Linked DNA regions of Homo sapiens: region 2 is linked to region 1. Evidence: read pairs that join two places in POLR2A ChIA-PET (ENCODE). Cell type or tissue: MCF 10A. All regions are shown on one strand. Links, peaks and the distances in the headings refer to the core of each region. The heading gives the core; the rest is flanking DNA.

Region 1 (4,399 bases), core at 84-4,083:
TGACCACAGCCTCTTAAGTGAGAAACAAATACTTCGTGTTGTATGCCACTGCCTTTTGGGTTGGTTGGTTACATAACTTTTTTGTGACAATAGCTATCTGATACACACTTCCTTCAAAAAAGTTTATCTTACCTTAGCTTCTGGAGCACTTCACTCTTCTAATTCTGCTCCCATTGTACTTGAGCTTCTTAGTCTTCTCCACCATGTTTTTTAGTCCATCTACAAGCTCAGTTCTCTTTTCAGCCTTCTTTTCTAGCCACTTCTCACTCTCTCCCTGAGTGATCTCATTTAATCCCAGAGGGTAAAAAATAATTTTACATTTGACTTTGAAAGTTTTCCTTTAAACTTCAGACCCAGATGCTGGCTGCCTTCTGAGCATTTCTGCTTAAAATCCTGCTACCACTTCAAACTCAATATTTTTTTTTTTTTTTTTTGAGACAGGGTCTGGCTCTGTCACCCAGGTTGGAGTGCAGTGGGGCGATTATGGTTCACTGTAGCCTCGACCTCCTGGGCTCAAGTGATTCTCATGCTTCCACCTTCCCAGTAGCTGAGACTACAGGTGCATACCACTATGCCTGGGTAAAAACTCAATATTTTAAATGAATTTCTGAATTCATGACAAAATCAGCTCTGACTCCTTCCTATCTTCTCTCTGACAGATAAACCACCACCTATTATTATTTATTCAATAGCCACAAATTTGGGTCGTTCCAGCCCAGTCCTACACAAAGACAAGAAACCTGGGGTGAGTCACTGCACCTGAGCAGATCCATGGACTGGTTGCCTTGTGCCAACATGGCTGGGACAAAGATCAGTCTCTGGAAGTTTGCCCTCCAAGCTTCATTCAGAGCTTGGTTCAGAAGACAGACTCAGAACAATTTCATCTTTGCTTCCAATCATAATGGCCCCCTGACTACTATTCCAAATGTAAACCCCTCAGACTATCTCTCTCCCTCACTGCTCTTAATTCCTCCTCACTACTGACTTGTACTTTAAGCCAGACTCTTTTAACTTTTTCCCAGAATACTCCTGCTACTGCCCCCCTTAAATGAGCTTTGGCCTCCCTTTGATAACTCTATATCCCTTACAGGCTTTCTGAGACAAAGTTGATGGTTCTGTTCTTCCATCATCATCCTCAATGCCTGGCCCTGGTCCTCTCACTGCACTGCCTTCCAAATGCCAACTGTGAATCAATCATCCTTCTCTAGTCCTATGCACCTGAAGTGCCAAAGGCAACTGGAGAAGAGAGCACAGATGTGCAAACTGGTGCTGCCACTACCCTTAGGTACCAATCTCTGCAAAGGTCTGTGTGCCTCCCTTCCCCAATGCCTTCTACCTGCCCCTAGTAAACTCACATTCATATTTACCTGTTTGACTGGAAACACCTCACTAATTTTCTCAAGCTCTAGAACTCCACTACGCACACATGCACACAGAGTAGTTTGCCTCACTCCTCCTCATTTAAAAAAAGACATCACTGTATGAGAACTCCCTTATTCCAGTACTATTGCTACGTTACAAGTCATGCCAAACTTAGCAGCAGCAGCATATAACAAGAGCTATTTTCCTATTCTCATAGATTCTGTGATTCAGTGTTTTCGGTATATTCAAAGAATTGTGCAACAATCAACACAATCAATTTTAGAACATTTTCTTCACCCCAAAGAGAAACCCCATACCTATTAACAGTAAGTCCTCATTTCAACCCAACCTCCCAAGCCCTAGCCAGTTACTAAACTATTCTAGCGCTACAGATTTGCCTATTCTGGACATTTCGTATAAATGGAATAATATAAAACGCGACCTTGTGTGTCTGACTTTTTCCAGTTACCCTAATGTTCATAGCATTCATCTATATTGTAACATGTATCAGTACTTCATTGCTTTTTGTGGCCAAATAATATTCCATTGTATAGCTATACTACGTTTTCTTTATCCATTCATTAGTTCATAGACGTTCGAGCCGTTTCTATGTTTTAACTATTGTCAGTAATGCCACTATGAATATTCACATACAAGTTTTTATATGGATATATGTTTTCAATTCTCTTTTTTTTTTTTTGAGATAGGGTCTCACTCTGTCTCCCAGGCTGGAGTACAGTGGCATGATCATGGCTCCCTGCAGCCTCAGCCTCCCACCTCAGGTGGTTCAGCCACCTCTGCCTTCCTCCTGAAGAGCTGGGACTACAGGTGTATGCCACCATGCCCAGCTAATCTTTAAAATTTTTTGCAGAGATGGGGTTTCGCCATGTTGCCCAGGCTGGATGTTTTCAATTCTCTTGTGTAGCTACATAGAGAGTAGAATTGTTGGGTCATATGGTAACTCTATGTTTAACTTTTTTTTTTTTTTTTTTTGAGGCAGGGTCTTGTTCTGTCACCTAGGCTGAAGTGTAGTGGCATGATCATAATATACTGTAACCTTGAACTCAGCCCAAGTGACCCTCCAGCCTTGGCCTCCCGAGTAGGTAGCACTATAGTTGCAAGCCACCACCGCTGGCAATTTTTGTCTTTTTTATAGAGATGGGATTTCGCCATGTTGCCCAGGCTGCTGTCAAACTCCTGGGCTTAAGTGATCCGCCTGCTTTGGCCTCCCAAAGTGCTGGGATTACAAGCATGAGTCACCACTCCCAGCCTGGTTTTGTATGTTCTTTTCATTTTAGCTATTCTAGTGGGTATGAAGTGACATCTTATTGTTTTGATTGCATTTTCCTAATAGCTAATGGTGTGAGCATCTTTTTCATTTGTATATCTTCTTTGGAGACATGTCTATTCAGATTCTTTCCCCATATTTCAATTGGCTTATTTTATGTTATTATTATTGTTGAGTTGTAAGAGTTCTTTATATATTTGGATATAAATTCCTTATCAAATATGTGATTTACAAATATCTTCTCCCATTCTGTAGATTGTCTTTTCACTTTCATGATAGAGGTCTTAGAAGGATAAAATGTCAGCTAAGTTAAATTTATCTATTTCTTCTGTTGTTTATGCATTTGGTATCATATCTAAGAAGCCATTGCCTAACCCAAGCCAATGAATGTTTATCCCATGTTTTTATCTAAGAGTTTTATAGTATTATCTCAGGTCTGTATCCATTTCAAGCTAATTTTTATAAATGCTGTGAGGTAGGGCCCCAAATTCATTCTTTTTCATGTGGATGTCCAGTTGTCAACATACCATTCACTGAAAAAGACTATTGTTTCCCTATTGAATTATCTTGTCACTCTTGTTGAAAATCAATTGATCATAAATGTAAGGGTTTATTTCTGGATTCTCAATTATATTTCAGGCATCCATATTTCTACTTTTATGTCAATACAACATTTTCTTGATTACTGTAACTTTGTAGTAAGTTTCAAATTAGGAAGGGTGAGTCCTCCAACTTTGTTTTTCTTTTTCAAGATTGTTCGGCTATTCTAGGTCCCTACATTTCCAAAAGAATTTTAGGATAAGCTTGTCAATTTCTGCAACAATAACAACAAAAACAGCCACCTAGTAAGTTTTGATAAGGACTTTTTCAATCTGCAGTTCAGTTTGTGGGGTATTGCCATCTTAAGAATATTAACTTTTCTGATCAATGAACATGGCATACCTTTCCATTTATTTCGGTCTTTATCAATTTTTTTTAGCTGCAAAACAAAAATATTTTACAGATTTTAGCGCCAACTCTTGCACTTCTTTATTAAAGTTACAAGTTTTTGGAGAAGAAGGGTCTTCCCTCTGTTTGTCTTGGTCAGTCTAGCTAAAGATTTTTCCATTCTGTTGATCTTTTCAAAGAACCGGCTTTTGGTTTATTGACTTACCCTATTGTTTTCTATTCTCTGTTTCATTTATTTGTTCTCTAATCTTTTTGTTTGTTTGTTTGTTTGAGACGGAGTCTCGCTCTGTCGCCCAGGCTGGAGTGCAGTGGCACGATTTCAGCTCGCTGCAAGCTCCGCCTCCCGGGTTCACGCCGTTCTCCCGCCTCGGCCTCCTGAGTAGCTGGGACCACAGGCGCCCGCCGTAATACGCCTGGCTAATTTTTTGTATTTTTAGTAGAGACGGGGTTTCACCGTGTTAGCCAGGATGGTCTCAATTTCCTGACCTCGTGATCCGCCCGCCTCGGCCTTCCAAAGTGCTGGGATTATAGGCGTGAGCCACTGCGCCTGGCCCCTCTGATCTTTATTATTTCCTCTCTTCTGCTTGCTTTAGATTTAGTTTGCTCTTATTTTTCTGATTTCTCAAGGTAGAAGATTAGGCTATTGATTCGGGAACTTTCTTCCTTTTTAATATATGCATTTATAGCTATAAATTTCCCTCTTGGTACTGTTTTAGCTGTATCCAGTAAGTTTTGGTATGTTGTGTTTTGATTTCCATTCCTCTTGATAAATTTTCTAATTTCCCTTGTGATTTTGTTTTT
Region 2 (4,399 bases), core at 313-4,312, 74 kb after region 1:
GAGGCAAGAAGTTCAAGACTAGCCTGCACAACATGGTGAGAACCCCATCTCTCCAAATAATAATAATAACAAAATTAGCCCAATGCAGTGGTGTACCAGCAGTCCCAGCTACTTGGGAGGCTGAGCCCAGGAGTTTGAGGAGGCAGTGAAGTATGATTGTGCCACAGCACTCCAGCCCAGGTGACAGAGTGAGACCCTATTTCTGTTAAATAAATAAATAAATAAATAAATAAATAAAATACTCCAGAGAAAAAAGGATGAGGCAAAATGGAAAAACGTTAATAATTGTAAAATCTAGGTTACACGGTATGTGGGTGCTCGTTATACTATTTTGTCTACCTTTATGTAAGTTTGGAAATTTTTATAATAAAAAGTCAAAATAAAACAAGTTCTTAGATGTTCTGTACTGGGAAGGCTCTCTGGACCTCTAGTGTACTGTATTATTAGAAACAAATTTGACATCATGTTCAGATAATTACACTCACAAAGAAAGAATCTACAAATGACTCTGGCCAAATTATTCAACAACTCAGAAAAGATACGAAATGCCTGTGCTGTGTAATACAAAGTTGTTCAGATCCAGATATGAACAAATAAATTTGTGTAAGTGGGCAGTTGGGGAGGTAGGCAGGTCAGCAGGCCAGCAGAACAACAAAATAGGTAGGGATGGGCCTACTGAAGTGTCTTGACATTGAGCTATACCAAATGGCCCCATTTTTTCATTGCATTTCATGGCCCAGATGTCTGCTGGTTGATAGTCCCATCCATGTAATAGTAAAATCACACTTCCTCCCTCCCATAGGTCCAGCCCCTCTAGTTTTAGGAAGGGGAAGCCATCTCCCAGCTCCAGCCCAAATCTCACCTGCTCTCATTCACCTCCTATTTATGCCCAAGATTCAGTGTGCCCATTCCAGAACTCCTAGGGGCTGAGCTTGCCTGGAGCCCCATTGAGCCAATCTCTCACTACATAATCATCTGATGCAAGTACATTTCCCAAAGTCCAAAAATTCCTTCTAAACTGAAATTCTGAGTGAGCATTCAGCAGAATAGCTCAGGGTGGGCTTTGGCAATTCAGGTCAAAACACTCTCTACCAGATTAGCTGGGTGTGGTGGCTAATCCCTGTAGTCCCAGCTACTTGGGAGGCTGAGCCAGGAGGATTGCTTGAGCCCAGGAGTTCGAGGCTGCAGTGAGCTATGATTGCAACACTGCACTCTAGCCTAGGTGACGGAGTAAGACCCTGTCTCAAAAAAAAAAAAAAAAGAAAGAAAAGAAAAGAAAAAAAGAAAAAAAAAGTCCTCTCCCAGTGGGAGATGAAAATATGGACCTTCTCACTCTTCATTTTCCAGTTCTATGGAGAACAATTTGAATCAGAATGCATACACACTCCCAAGAAGGAACCCTAATTTTCAGAGACAGAGCTGACTAGACCCAAATGTTGAAAAGAAACATTTCCCTAAGTTAAATTAACCTGCAAAAATGACATCCTGTTATAGAGAAGACATTTATACATTATGCAGAACACTTGAGCTTGTGGTCTCTAATAGATTCCATTAAAGAATTAAGTCTTTGGTTTATCTTTGCAAAAATGAGGCATCCGTTGAAGTGGTTTATCTTTGCGTTTACAAGGCATCCATTGAAGTGTTTTTTTTTTTTCAGAAGAAAGGGATATTTGCTCCAAGTTCACACATTTTATGTAATAGAGTCACACTAGAAACTCTGAATTTATAGTCCTTCCCACTCAAGAGTTTAGCCAATTATTGGGCAGGCTCCCAGTTCAAAGTGTCTGGGTTTCCGTTCCCAGCAGTCAGAGGCTCTGCAAGAAGCATCTTCTTCCAACATGGGGCCTAGGATGGGAAGCCCACCCTGAGGGTCAGGCAAGAATTCCACCTATCTTGGGAGGTACGGCAAACCCTACAGGGCAAGGACTGTATATTCTTTACGTTCTATTATGATGAAAACTTGCATTTTTACACACCTCAGAACAAATGGAACCTTGAGTCATGTTTCTCACATTTTTATATTCAGTCAACAAATCTTTAATGAACATTTATTATATGCCAGACAACCGTGTTGTGTTGGAAACACAGCAGTGAACAAAATAGACGTTCTCATGAAGTTGGCATTCTAAATAGTTGACTATGTGCACTACTGAAAATTTTCCTCCTCTCAGAAGTTGGACTGATACATGCTCTGGAGTAATTTTTTTTTTTTTTGAGACAGGGTCTCACTCTGTTAACCTAGGCTGGAGTATAGTGATTTGATCATGGCTGACTGCAGGCTTGAACTTTTAGGCTCAAGTGATTCTCCCACCTCAGCTTCCAGAGTAGCTGGGACTACAGGCATGCACCACCACACCTGGCTAATATTTTTAATTTTTTGTAGAGACAGGGTCTCGCTATGTTGCCCAGGCTGGTCTCGAACTCCTGGCCTCAAGCAGTCTTTCTGCCACAGCCTCCCAAAGTGCTGAGATTATAGGTGTGAGCCATTGTACCTGGCTTGGAGTAATGTTTTTGAGCAAAGCAAATGTACAGGACATGCACAGAGAGGCACAGGGAGCACAGAGTCCCTGGATGAATGCTCTGGCTGGTGGCAGTATTGTCACAGGGCAGGCTACCCAAAGGTGAGCAGAACACATGAGGCTAGACAGGTACAACTTGCTCATGAAGAGCCTCGAATGCCAAGCTTAGGAGTTTGAACTTTATTGGAACACTGACACTAATAGTTAATGTTTACTGAGTGCTTACTATGTGCTAAGAGCTATGCATGAATCACCTCATTCTAATTCTCTTAACTCTCCACAGCAGGTCTTATTATTTCCAGATTGCTGATGAAAAACTGAGTCACAGAGAGGTAAAAAAAAAAAAACAAAAACACCCTGGGTCCAGAGTTGTGTGAAAAAATTTTAACAGGTTAGAGTTGTGTTGTAGAAATCTGGTAGCCAGCCACGTGTAAGACGAATTGTAGAAAGGAGAGATCACAAATGGCTATCATAAGAGAATCACTGGGAAAAGGTAATAAGAACCCAAATTAGAGGCAAGGAGAACAGAAAGAAATGAAAGAATGCAAAGACTGACTGGATGTGCACAGCAGTGACCGAGAGAAAGGAGGTATCACAGGTGCCTCTTAGCTGCTAAGCCTGGGTGTCCTGCAGAAAGGGGCAGCTATTATCAGAAGAGAGAAGCCAGAGAGAGGCACAGATTTGGTGGGGATGATGTTGAGCTCCGTTTGGGGGTATGGTGAGTGTCTAGGGGGCCTGTAGGAACCCCTCCAGAAAAATTCTCACAAGCATTTGAAAATCAGTGACTTGATCTGGAGAAAAATATAGGGCTGGCATTACAAACCTGCCGGGGTCTGCATTACAGTATTGGTTGAAAGTGTGGAAATTGATAATGATAGATGGTTGGTAGATACATAGATAGATAGATAGATAGATAGATAGATAGATAGATAGATAGATAGATAGATAGAATAAATAGCATGATACATGGAATGAGGGAAGGGCTAAGGATAAAGATGCCTTCATGGATGCCCACAGTTAGGAGAAGAAAGTAGAGCCCATGAAGGAACAACTCCCAGAGTTTGCAGATCCAGGCAAGTATCTTGTTCAGAAAATAAAGGGAAGGGAGTTTCCAAAAGAAAAGGGGGTTGAAGGTACTCAGATGCTGAGGAGCCTATAAACAATTGTGACTAAAAAAGACTCAAATTTGGAAATAAGGTGTCCTAATGAACATTTCAGAGGATGGAGAGAGATTCTTAAAGTCAGCCTTTGGAAGAATAACTATATAGAACACTTCCAGAGGCCAAACTAGTGACAATGGATCAAAAGAATTAAAATATTGCATATCTGGAAATTACACAGCTAGAAATATGTAGAAAAGAAACACAAACATGCGGTAAGATACAGCTATGGAGCTGTTTGTCGAAATTTTGTTAAAACAGTGAAAATCTGTAAACTGTATTAATGTCCAACAATAAAAAATATTTAATGAGAGGCAAAGATGCTTTGATTGGTTATAAAGATAAAGAAGTTACAATACTATGTACAGTATGATCCTTTTTTTAAAGGGAGGCACATATAGAAAGAACTGGAAGGATATACTGTAAGAATTTCACGATGTTTGTTTCTGGGTAGTAGGATTTGACAATTATAAGATCTCTGTTTTCCCTTCACTCCCCCCTTTTGGATTATCTGTATTTTTTATAACTCTGTCCAATAGACATATAATGTGAGACACATAATTTTAAATGTTCTAGTGGCCACATTTAAAAAGTAGAAAGAAATAGATAAAATAATCTTCTTAAGATATTTCATTTTACTCAATATATCCATTACTATGTGTAATCGATATAAAAATATTAATATTTTAAATGTTTTAGCACTAAGCCTGTTTAACACTA

The links. ChIA-PET counts read pairs that join two places held together with the same protein. Peaks named below come from ENCODE experiments on the same cell type or tissue, not always from the same donor. Only the 100,000 strongest peaks of a DNase experiment are listed, where the experiment ranks them.
Region 2: POLR2A ChIA-PET joins it to region 1 with 7 read pairs; 2 of 35 experiments call an interaction of 5 or more read pairs at or near these places.

What each region holds. Positions count from the first base shown.
Region 1 is chr2:72,834,799-72,839,197 of GRCh38, forward strand. No RefSeq gene overlaps it. Among named protein-coding and RNA genes, the nearest start is that of EXOC6B, 11 kb to the left of the region's middle. In MCF 10A, for the core only: no CTCF peak of the experiment used is centred there; a DNase peak (open chromatin) is centred at 2,573.
Region 2 is chr2:72,908,713-72,913,111 of GRCh38, forward strand. No RefSeq gene overlaps it. Among named protein-coding and RNA genes, the nearest start is that of EMX1, 6.6 kb to the right of the region's middle. In MCF 10A, for the core only: no CTCF peak of the experiment used is centred there; no DNase peak of the experiment used is centred there.